Linked DNA regions of Homo sapiens: regions 2 and 3 are each linked to region 1. Evidence: chromatin contacts called from ENCODE Hi-C or POLR2A ChIA-PET data. All regions are on one chromosome and are shown on one strand. Each heading gives the region's core, a stretch centred on a gene start or an enhancer-like site at or near the end of the contact. The rest is flanking DNA. Distances are from core to core; before and after follow the strand shown.

Region 1 (3,892 bases), core at 596-3,095:
AATTCCATCTCTACTAAAAATACAAAAAAAATTAGCCAGGCATGGTAGTGGGGACCTGTAATCCCAGCTACTCGGGAGGCTGAGGCAGGAGAATCACTTGAACCTGGGAGCTGGAAGTTGCAGTGAGCCAAGTTGGCACTATTGCACTGCAGCCTGGGCAACAAGAGCAAAACTCTGTCTCAAAAAATAAATAATAAAAAAAGTTTCAAAATGAGAATATATGTTTCAAAACAAGTATAATGAATATACTTATTGATTGGAAAATATAATTAGAAGTATCTATCAGGCTATAAATTGCTTTTCTTCTCCCTTCCATGGAAATTAGTTTTTTTTTCCATTTTTAGTCAGTATGAAAATACAAGGAAAAGGAAATTCAATCAAATTTACTTTTTAACATTTTATTTGGAAATAATTTCAAACTTACAGAAAAGTTGCAAAAACAGTACAAAGAACTCATACATTCATTTACTGTTTTTCCTTTTACCCTATATATTAGTTATTTATAGCTGTGTAACAAATAACCCCAAAGCTTAGTGGCTTACACCAAGTACTTTTCATCTTACACTGTTTCTGAGTCAGGATTCCAGGAGTGGCTAAGCTAGGTGGTCCTACCTCTGGGTCTCTCATGAAGTTGTAGTCAGCCAAAGGCTTGACCAAGGTTGGAGGATCTACTTCCAAAGTGACTCACTCCGTGGCATTTGGTAGGAGGCTACAAACAGTTCCTGGACAACTGGATCTCTCCATAGGCTGCTTGAGTGTCCTGAAAACACGGAAGCAGGCTTCCCCAGGCTCCAAGCCCCAAAATGAATGAAAAAGAGACCCGCAAAGGAAGATGCAGTGCCTTTTATGACCTAGCCTCTGAAGTCAATACTGTCACTTCTGTTTTGATCTATCAAGAGTCACTAAGCCTAGTCTACACTCAAGGGGAGGGGAATTAGAGTCCACCTCTTCCAGGGAGGAATATCATTGAATCTGTGAACATATCTTAGAACTACCATACCTAGTTTCAGTACTTTTAAACATTCGCCATTTTGCTTTGTCCCTCTCTTTTCCCCACCTACATATACATACACATACATGTTACTCCCTAACCATCTGAGAGTAGGGAGCATGCGGTGTATCCCTATCCCTCGTGTTTTTCTCTTAAGGAAAAGGATATTCTATTATACAACACGGTAGTTATCAATATCTAATTTTAACATTGTGATACTTTAAAGTCCACTTCCACTTGTGTAAATTGCCCTTTCTAGCAATGTTCCCATCAAATTTATTTTTAAACAATACAGTAAAAACGTAGAGGGCCACAAAGGGTGACATCGGTCAGGTAAGGTATTTTTTTTGGCAGGGAATAAAAAAGGTCCTGGGTCTAGGGAGGTAAACAAGCGTGAGCCAGCTGAGTTCTAGCGGGGGTCCCTGAACACCAAAAGGACAAGACTGTTTCTGAAACACTACATTATCTCTTAAGTTACCCATTACTTACGGAAAATGATTTTTTACTGTTCCCTTCGGTTCCTGTCTTGGTTAGAACACAGCTGGAGATTGTGTTAATAGCTTAGGACGTCTGTTTCCGTGAGCAGGTAACAACTTTTTGAAACAAATTCCCTCATCTGCTGAAGAAGGGGGACAAAAACGGCCCCTATCGCCCAGAACCGTTGCGAGGATTTAGCTAGCTGGTGACGCCGGAGCACGAAGTTGTACAGGTAGCCAGCAGCACCCACGCGAGCCCGCGGTTACCCTGGCCGCGCGGCTACTGTAGAGTGGGCTGGCGGCGAGCGGGCGGGGCGGTATCACGCGGGAGGGGCGGGGCCCGCTCGTCGGCTGATCGCACGATTGTGACGCGCCGCCGGAGGCAGGCCGGGCCCTCAAGATGGCGGCGGGCGCCCAGAGCGGCTCGGCCCGGCAGTAGTGGTGGGACGGCACTAGCTGCTGGGGCCTGCCGCCCCGGGAGTGGCTGCAGCAGCGCCAGGAATCGAGGATGGTAAAATGACCCAGGGGAAGAAGAAGAAACGGGCCGCGAACCGCAGTATCATGCTGGCCAAGAAGATCATCATTAAGGACGGAGGCACGGTGAGCTGAGTTCCGCGCCGGCGAGCGTCCCTCGGGGCCCCCATCCGGTCTCTCCTTCAGACCCCCACACTGCCGTCTCTAGGCGTCCCGGTGCCTCCCTCCCTTCCCCCACCCTGTCCGAGCTGCCGGTGCCTCGGGGTCGCGGACCCGCATGCCGCCGCTCCGGGAATCGTCCTCCGCTGCTCGGGCTTGCGGCCTCCGGGGCCCGTCCTCTTTCTTTCCCGCACCTGCCGCCCTCTGCTCTGGCCGCCTCTGCAGGCCCTGCGGCCTCGAACCCCACGTGCGCCTCCGCCGCGGGGAGGAATGTGCGGGGCTCCCCCGGCGGCCCGCCCGCCGCGCCCCTCGTCGCCGCAGCCTCGCCTCGCCTTCGCCGCCAGGCCCCGCGGAGCCGTCGCCGCGCTTGTCAAGGGGCTGGGAACCATCCCTGCTCTCCCATATGTTGCTAACGGGGTGGCGTCTGGCGCGGGGATCCCGCTGCGGCCCCGTAGTACGTTCGCTTTCTGTTTCCACGTCTCTCTGCGTCGGTGCTCCGGCTCTGGGCTGCTTACAGTAAACCCTGACCGGAGATGGGCTTCCCTCACTTCCCGGAGTCGGAAGCATGACGGCAGACACCTGGGGCCTACATTCGAACCTGCTAGTTTTCAAAGAAAAGTCATCACTGTGTGTCTTAAGATCAAAAGTATTAGAATCAGTCATGGCCTAAGGATCGGAGGAGGACACTTTGAAGGGAAGAAAGGTTTGCTTTTTAGAAACAGTTGTCATCACAGTAAACTTTATGCAGTGTGTAGTTAACCAGCTGGGGACGTAGGATTTTTAATTGAAAAACAAAACAAAACAAAACTGTTTTATGCTAACATTTCTCCGTTGCTACACTGTGTGGTCTTTGTTGCATCCGCTGATACCGCGTTCTGAAATAGAATGGAAAGGTGATATATATGTTTCACTTACCTGAAGTGTGCAGAAATTGTACCATTAATTCCATTTCTGTTTATATCTTATTGGAGCCGCGATCAACTGCTAGCACAGTAGTAAATGTGTAAGTAGGCCACCATTGAGGATTTGCTGAATTCAGTTGAAAAACGTGACAAAATTTTATGACATTTCAGAACACGGCCCAGTCAATATGCCAAAGTTTAGAAAACTTGAGACATATGTAATGACTTTGGAATATATTTTTAGTTTAACGTTTATTATATGTTATAGCTTTGACATTTATTGAAAAAAAGAAACAAATTCCTCAAGTTCTTTTTATTGAACTTGATTAATTAAAACATTACTTTGATTAGATCGGTTATGAAGAGTCATAGCTCTTTTGACCAAGTAGGTAAGAACTATGTGGGGAGAAAAATACTGTTGCCTTTGTCTACCTTTAGAAAGAGACAATATTTTACATTCTTCATAAAATCTACAAAATAGTGGCAATGAAAGATTGTATTTTGTAAGACCAAGTGATATTTAAGATCAGTATTTTTTACAAAATGTAAGAATGAAACTGATTAAGAAACACAGCTTCCTTTTCCTTGGAAAGTTCAGTTTTATTACCTTTCTTTGGGGTTTTGTTTGATTTGCTTTACAGCAGATGCTTTCTTTCCAAATCCTGTGAGTTTTGGAAAAGATCGTTTTTAAACTTTCTTGTCCTATTATTAAGGTTGTAATTAATTCTTAGCCTGCTTTGGGACACAAAATAAAATGTTTGCACCAGCAATAGGTTTCACATAGAACAAATGAAGACTTTTCTTGAGGGCTGTGAACATGGGGGCTATTATCATTTCTCATCTTTATACACTTAATATTTCATTCTCTATTCTAAGAGCACTGGGCACTC
Region 2 (3,892 bases), core at 935-3,434, 1.2 Mb after region 1:
TGGCTTGAGCTCAGGAATTGGAGACCAGCCTGGGCAGCATGGCAAAACTCCATCACTACAAAAAACACAAAAATGAGCTGGGAGTGGTGGTGTGAACTTGTAGTCCCAGCTACTTGTGGGGACTGAGGCAGGAGGATAGCTTGAATCCGGGAGGTCGAGGTTGCAGTGAACCTAGATTGTACCACTGCACTCCAACCTGGGTGGCAAAGTGAAACTCTGTCTGAAAAAAAAAAAAAAAATTACTGAGGCTCTCAGGCTCTTCCTCTTCTGCTTGCCTAGAGTCCTGGGGAAGGGCTGAGGTCTATGCAACCTCATGTTGGTGGGGAGGAGGTGGTGTCCTCAGCCACAGTTCCCTGCTTGCCTTGGCTCTCCTCCAGCCAATTATCTCCTTCTCATTTGGTACTGCTTGCCCTGGGGTGATTGCTTGAGTGGGTGTGACCTGTGGTTGGTCTCACTGGGTCTGGTTAAAGTCCTGTTGTGTGCTCTGGCTGACCTGCCCTCATTTCAGTTTCCCCTGGTGCTAGAGATCCCTTTGAAGTTTGGTTGGCCTTTCATCCAGCCCTGGCTTTACCTGCCTCTGATAAGCAGAGAGGCTTGCTCTTTCTGAGTCCTCTCTACCTCGCTCTGACTGACCATGTCTGACCTACCTAGGGGTGGGCTTGGTCCCTAGGTTTGTATGGGAGCATGCCACACACAGAGCCCCCTCTTTTGAGTTCATGAGGAGTCTTTTTAATAGTGGCCCCCACTCTGCCTTTGGAGTTAACTTTGCTTCCCTTGTGCCCCTTTCCCTACCTGGGCCAAACTCAGAAGAGCTGGGGGAGGGGAGATTAGGACAACCTTCACCAGTTCATTTCCCTCTCTCTCTGCTTTCCACAGTTCTCCACACTAACAAAGGGCTAGTCTGTCTGTCTTTCTTTCTTTCTTTCTTTCTTTCTTTCTTTCTTTCTTTCTTTCTTTCTTTCTTTCTTTCTTTTTCTTTCTTTCTTTCTTTCTTTCTATTCTATCTTCTTCCTGACTCTTCCTAGCTTAATCTTAATGACAAGCAGGTTACCTTCTTTTTATTTTTGTTTTTAAACCACATTGATCTGAAATCTCCATGCTTGGTTGTTAAAATACTAATGCCTCACAAGGGAGTTCAGCAAATCCCTTTTCAAGAGGCTTGTATAAACCTACTTTCTGAAAGACAGAAGCAGAATGTTACTCATTCTCTTGTTCTTCTTCTATAATAAATTCAGACTCTCCATCTGGGCAAGTCATTGGCTAGGGCAGACTAATGTGAAGGTTTCTACTCAAGGAGGCAAAAAAAATGCATTTTAATATTCAAAATTTTACTTGTTACAGAAGCATGGCTGGTGCCTTAAGGAACTCATTGTTTATTAGCTTTATGGTTCTCTGACTATCCAGGTGACTGGACTGCACCCAGGTGTTGGCGGCCCTGGAACTTGTCTGTCTGTCTGTTGATTTGGAATTGACAGTGGTTGCAGACCTTTAAGTCAAACCTTTCCTCTTGATCCCAATGTGCCCTTCGCTTTCTCTAAAAGGTTCTCCCTTCCTCTTATTTTTCCTTATCCTCTTCTCCATCTTTGCTGTCAGATCTCTCTCTCTCTTTCTTTATCCTGCACTTGCAGTTTGCTCCCACACTGGACACACATACAGGCATACGCATACACACGAAAACATACATCATCACCTCCTCTTTGTTCGTATATGTACATTTACAGTCCCCTGTGGCTTTAGCTCTTTTTCCAGGATTTTCTCTTTCATCCATTTATTATATATGTGAATATTGATTCTTTACTATGATGATAATCATTGCTGTAATTTATTGAACACCTGTTATATACTAGTGATGAGAAAGGTCCTTTTATATTGCCTCTTTCATTTAATCCTTAGAATCACCATTGTGTGTAGCAAGAAACCGAGGCTCAAGGAAGTTTTTAAAAACTGTGTTCAAGGATACAGAACTAGTAATTGGCAGAACAGGGACTTGAATCTAGGTTTCATTGGCCCTAAAGACCATTCCACAAAAGAAAATCATTATGAACAGAAATGTAGGTTTTTGAGTAAAGATTTTATGTAAATTGAATTATCCTATAATAACCTTGAACATGAAATTCAAAACTTAGTTTATGATGACTGGTCTAAAAGCTATCACTTTGAAGGGAAGAATGGGGAACTCCTTTTCAGAGATGATTAATGCTTGATGCAATTCTATTAGAAGTGCTGACTAATGGTCTGATGACTACTTATTTTGATCTTGGTGTTGGTAAAGAGAACTTTACATGCCAGGAAATGGAAAAAAAAATACAGATTTTAACCACTTAAAATTGCTAACAGTGAAGGTCTCCATATTATTTTGGTTCCAGCTTCTTTTTTTTCCCCCTAGGCTAATTTCACCACTTCCTCCTCCATTCTTGAGTTTTAAAAATGTCTTTTGAGAGACAGAGTCTTGCTGTGTTGGCTAGGCAGGTCTCAAACTCCTGGCTCCAGTGATCCTCCAGCATCAGCCTCCCAAAGCACTGGGATTACAGGCATGAGCTATGCCTGGCCTCTGTTTTGTTCTTGCAGGCTAAATTATTTTCCCCTGTTCTGTTTAGATTATTCTTAATTTAAAATATCATATTTAATTTTCCATTTTAAAGCATCTGCTACCATCTATCCTTATTTTCTCCCTTTTCTTGTTCATATTTTTTCTCTGTCTCTGGCTTTGTTTTGTGCATTCTTGCTCATAGTGCTCTGCCCCATTAGGTTACCGAAAATAAAATGTACTGGAATTCTAATCTCTAAAATCCTGGCCATCACAACTAGGATTCTTTGGAGTTTGCTTTCAACTTCTGTGCAAGGATGGACAATTCATTCATCAGTCACAGTTGTGCCATTGTGGCATTTGGAGGTGGTGTACAGAGCCCTGCTGTTTTTTTTTTATTCTCTGAGGTTTTGCTAAATGATAATGGGTGGGTCAAGGAAAAACCTGATTAAGCACTCACTAAAGAAAAAAAAATGTGAGTGACTGAGTGTGTGGGCATGAACATGTATGTGTGTTTTCCTGTGTGTGTATGGTGGGGGGTATCTTCGAGAATGTAGAGAGATGAATTCTCCCTAAAGAATGTATAGGTATTTGATATGAAGTACTCCTCAGCATCCTCTGGAATCAAAGTGAACTTTCTCTCAGATTAAAATGATGATTCAGAGTGGTTATGGGGCTGGCATTTTAAGAATTAGAGAGGAGAAAGGAATAAAAGAAGGAGTGTCTTCAAAGAATTATATAAACTAAACTAAAGCTTATTTAATCTCTTTCATCTCACACTGACATATCCTTCTTCCTTGTGATTTCCTTGATTGGTTTGTCTCTAAGGGAAAATGAAGAGGATTCTTTTAGAGCTTCCTATCTCATAATAAAGAAAGATTTCACAGGTTCCTGTTTCAGAGGATGGGGATACATCCTTTTATCTTAAAAGAGAACAATGTTAGTTCCTAGAGTTTCTATCATTTTGAAATAGAGTTTTTTTTTTTTTTTTTTTTTTTTTTTTTGCCCTTGTGCTGCTGTGACTTTCAGGAAACTTTTCACTGGTGATATCAGAGGCACTTTGAAGAAATGATCCTTGCTAATCCATTTGATTAGTGTGCAATACTGCAGCTATTGATGGGCATAAGGTATTAATAATAATCAATTTCTATATGTCATATTTATTAACTGTTAAATTTTAAGAAATTGTTTGTATAAACATAGGGATATCCTTGACTCACATAGCCTCTGTATCTCTGTACATGTCATTTGACTCATGGGTCCCATGAAGAACAACGTGTGCAGGTGATCCTTAAGCGTTTAAAGCAATCACGATATCAGCCTGAGGTGACAGGCGGTGGTGCACAGATCTCAGATGGTGGCTGA
Region 3 (3,892 bases), core at 1-2,500, 1.2 Mb after region 1:
TACAGACTAGGTGTGAAATTTCACTTTGATTCCTTTGGCTTTAAAGAATGCATAAATTAGTGTGGGTGGAGGCGGGAGAAGGGGGGGAATGCCAAGTCCCCCGTTTTGTTGTGCTGGGTAGACACAATATACCTCTTCCCCTTTAAGTGAAATAAGTCTTCAAATCCAATTAGGATCTACTCTGGAGTCTTAGAGGACCGTTATCTTGGTTTCCACATTATATGCACTGTACTGTTGTTGAAGCTGTGGGTATGTATTGGGTGCGTCGCTGTCGATGAATGCTTTAAAACAGCTGTGAATTAACTGTCACTTCTTTTTTTTTTTTTTTTGGCAAACTCACAAAATCCCAGAAGTCAGGGGTCTGTTGTTTGTTCATTCTGCCTCCTTCTGAGTCATTCAGGTACAGGGTGTGTCTGCCAATTGAAACTGCACAGCGGAGGAAGTTTTTGAGTTCACATCTGCCGGGATGGGAACGCAGTGCGACCAGGGACTGGGTGGAAACTTTTACAACAGTAATGCAAGGGCAGAAGCGTCCTGTCCTGAGCTTGTCACGCAGGCAGATCTGACCAAGTCCGCCTCTCAGCCTCACGTTCTTAAGTAGCATCTAAGCAAAAGAAAAGGGTGGGCAAAGTGCTAGTAATGAGATTTGAGGCCTCTGAGTCGACTCCCAAGCAGAATGTGAGAGAAGGGTGCCGGCTCCTGCTGGGCAGCTGCAGTTGCTCCGCAGCTCCTGGCCGAGAATCTCCCCCTTTGGAAATTCCTGAGCTGCCCAGGCGTTTTGAATCTCTCAGGACTCAGCAGCAGCCCACCCCCTCAACGACCTCTCCATTGGCCAGAATCTGGGACACACAGCCTGACTTTGTGCTCAGCTGAGGGAAACCCCTCGCCCAACACCAAAACCGGCGCTGGTTCATTTCTCTGTGCACTCTGGGAAAGCCACTGCCCCTCAGACCGCAGTTGCGAGTAGCACGAGGATCTGGGGTGGCGGGGGGAGTACAGGAACCTCCCGGTTCATTCTCCCTCCCGGGCTGCTTGTCTCCTCCGTACCTCTCGCAGCCCCTTCCCAGCCTCTCCTCCCCAGAGCGCCGCCGACACTCGCCGGGCCGCGGCTCAGGTTTTCTGCTGCTCGCGCGAAAGTGGCTCGGGGAGCTCCTGGCCACAAGCTCAGCACACCGATCCTCCTAGGGCTGCGGGGGGTGTGGGACCAGGGCGGTGCGCTACGAGACTCCGGGCCGTCCTCTGCCTCCTCAGACTTTTCGAGAGAAAAGTTTTCAAAGTCTCTCCACCTTTTTTTTTTTTCAGGGGCTCGGGAGAATCCTCTCCACAGCCAGGGATCAGCGTCTATCTGGGCGAGGGCAGTGATTTATACAGTAGAATCCAGGGGTTACCGGGCTCCGCCCCTTCTCTCTCTCTCTTTTTTTCTTTCATTTGTTGTTTGGGGAGGAGGGGTTCTTTTTTTTTTTTTTTTTTTTTTTTTTGCTTCTGCCCCAGATCTTTCCTGGACAGTGCGTCTCAGCAGTTCAGATCCGGGGGCCCCCAGCTGACAGAGGGCGTGGGGGGTTAAGGCATTAACCCCTCCCAGCCTCTTCCTGAAGAAACCACCCAGCCTTGGCGCGGCGCTGGGTGACTTCGCGTAGCAGGCAGGGAACTGGCCGCGGCGAGCGGGACTGGCCATTGGAGTGCTCCGCTGCGGAGGGAGGGGACCCCGACTCGAGTAAGTTTGCGAGAGCACTACGCAGTCAGTCGGGGGCAGCAGCAAGATGCGAAGCGAGCCGTACAGATCCCGGGCTCTCCGAACGCAACTTCGCCCTGCTTGAGCGAGGTAGGGGGCGGCGAATGGCGGGGGTCGCGGGCGCGGGGAGCCCGGTTGTGGTAGGGCTTAGGTGTCAGAAACGAATTTTTAAGTCGAACGAGGCAAACAAAAACTTAGAAAACATGCATCTCCGGGCGCTGAAAATTTGCATCTCTGGGCTACTAAGGAGCCCATCTCGATCAGATTGTTCTTGGGCACTTGTGATTTATGGAGTTCAGAAAAAAGGTTAATTCCCAACTGTGGAACCTACGGGTGTAGGGGCAGTGAAAATTGCAGTTGGTCGGAGGAATAGGAGGGAAGGCGTTAAATTTTGGAAATCCTATAGACAAAGAATATGGTGGGTGGTGTGGAGCGTGGGTAATGGCTTAAATTAGTACTGCCCAGGAGCAGGGTATAAAATTAGTTGGGGGAAAATGCGGAGCTTCTTGGCTTGAGCAGCCTCTGCTGTTCGCGGAGTTGCTGGGATTGTTCTCATCTCTATTACCTCATTTTATTGCATTGCTGCATTACCTTGAAATATTTAAGCAACTTAGAAGTAGACTTCTGCTGACCAGTGCCGTCTTAGAAAGTTTCTTTGTAACTTTCTAGTCCTAGGAGAGGAGTCAACGTGTTGGGGGACTGCAGTAAATAAAACTGCCCACGCAAATTTAGCAATGCACCAGGGAGCAGTTTAATGTGAGTTTCTGAAGAGTAGTTTTGCAATCGAAATTAGAAATGTGGTAGCATGTATTATGGCTGTCATGAGTAGTTTGATTTCTCTCTTTTGTGTATGTTTTGGCTAAACTAAACAAAGCAAAAAATATTTATGCAATCAACTAATGTACGAAACTTCTGGGATTTGCTGCAATCTGTTATGAATGGTTTTAACTGAATACCTTTAAATTTACTTGCCCTGGCTTGGGGTGGGGGGTGGGGTGGGGGGGCGCGGGGGGAGGCGGGGAGAATAAGAAGAAGAAAGAAAAGGCAGTCGCTTCACGGAGGCGCTAAGCTTTCCTGTTTACAGCAAGGCGGGGCGGGCCTGGCTGCCCACACCTCACTGCGCCCTCGGACCCTAAGCACACCTGCTCCTAGAGAGTTATTAATAGAGCCCCCAAATGGCTTACGCTTTCAAATGATTTTCCTGCAAATCTGATTTCTTGCATGGCACATGGCAATTAGGAGGTGGTGCTAGTATCTTTGAACTGGGGGGCTGGGGGTGGGCATGGGGGACAGAGGTGTGTGTCTTCGCCCTCAGACTGGCAGTTGAGTCTTTTCCGAGGAGAGACGTGGGCTGGTATTGAGCGTGCAGCTAAGCTGGTGACTGCTTCAGAGAATCTCATGGCTGGAAATCCGGGGGTGAGGGGGTGTGGGGTGGTGAGAGGGCAGGAGTGGAGTTAAAATGGGGTGTAGTTCTCTAGGTTTCCCATTCCTCCCACTCCTTGTTTTCCTTTTCATCATCTTTTTTTTTTTGTCAACCCACAGCCAACATCGTAATTCCCATTTCCCTTTGAGTGAATGTGGCCATAGAGTTTCTCCCTCTCTTTTTCTTCCCCCTCTTCCTTTTTTGAAAAAAGAAAAAAAAGGAAGAAAAAAGATAATTTGATTTTTAAAAAAAATCTCTCTCCCTGAGCTCTCCCCAAGTTTCTTTAAAACAAATCAACAACAACACAATTGGAGCAGTGCCTTAGCTAGAATGAATTATGCCAGTATGCTGTGGCTCTTTCCCTGACTCTCTCCTCTGACTTGTTTAAGGCTGCGGTTTCCGAGGCCCTCTCCAGCCAAGGAAAAGCTACACAAAAAGCCTGGATCACTCATCGAACCACCCCTGAAGCCAGTGAAGGCTCTCTCGCCTCGCCCTCTAGCGTTCGTCTGGAGTAGCGCCACCCCGGCTTCCTGGGGACACAGGGTTGGCACCATGGGGCCCACCAGCGTCCCGCTGGTCAAGGCCCACCGCAGCTCGGTCTCTGACTACGTCAACTATGATATCATCGTCCGGCATTACAACTACACGGGAAAGCTGAATATCAGCGCGGACAAGGAGAACAGCATTAAACTGACCTCGGTGGTGTTCATTCTCATCTGCTGCTTTATCATCCTGGA

What was found. Hi-C counts contacts between places; a loop is a spot of excess contacts on that map. ChIA-PET counts read pairs that join two places held with the same protein, here RNA polymerase II (POLR2A). Pooled maps may share reads with other maps.
Region 2: a map of CD4-positive, alpha-beta memory T cell shows a loop between it and region 1 (5-fold over the local background). The contact joins the enhancer-like site here to the promoter of SLC71A1 in region 1. A Hi-C loop is called at or near these places in 1 of 168 maps with a recorded cell type or tissue (CD4-positive, alpha-beta memory T cell) and 3 of 50 pooled maps.
Region 3: a loop to region 1 is called in a map of naive thymus-derived CD4-positive, alpha-beta T cell, with 5 times the contacts of the local background. The contact joins the promoter of S1PR1-DT here to the promoter of SLC71A1 in region 1. A Hi-C loop is called at or near these places in 1 of 168 maps with a recorded cell type or tissue (naive thymus-derived CD4-positive, alpha-beta T cell), 4 of 37 single-sample maps with no recorded cell type and 10 of 50 pooled maps. POLR2A ChIA-PET finds 5 or more read pairs at or near these places in 2 of 52 experiments (CD8-positive, alpha-beta memory T cell and activated CD4-positive, alpha-beta memory T cell).

What each region holds. Positions count from the first base shown.
Region 1 is chr1:100,036,250-100,040,141 of GRCh38, forward strand. SLC71A1 (solute carrier family 71 member 1) reads left to right here and starts at 1,846. Exons shown (of 12, transcript NM_033055.3): 1 at 1,846-2,067. The coding sequence starts at 1,984. LOC124904230 (a long non-coding RNA gene) reads right to left here and starts at 1,759. Exons shown (of 7, transcript XR_007066251.1): 1 at 1,481-1,759. RefSeq lists enhancers at 1,318-1,920, 1,883-2,162 and silencers at 1,643-1,822, 2,283-2,472.
Region 2 is chr1:101,257,672-101,261,563 of GRCh38, forward strand. No RefSeq gene overlaps it. Among named protein-coding and RNA genes, the nearest start is that of S1PR1, 23 kb to the left of the region's middle. RefSeq lists an enhancer at 1,688-2,887. Within about 2 kb of position 2,185, at least 8 of the 41 ENCODE cell types and tissues checked have a DNase peak (open chromatin) inside an H3K27ac peak, as active enhancers do.
Region 3 is chr1:101,235,278-101,239,169 of GRCh38, forward strand. S1PR1-DT (S1PR1 divergent transcript) reads right to left here and starts at 1,251. Exons shown (of 2, transcript NR_104626.1): 1 at 1,048-1,251; 2 at 1-604. It overlaps S1PR1 (sphingosine-1-phosphate receptor 1), which reads left to right and starts at 1,742. Exons shown (of 2, transcript NM_001400.5): 1 at 1,742-1,822; 2 at 3,545-3,892. The coding sequence starts at 3,708. RefSeq lists enhancers at 832-921, 3,555-3,604.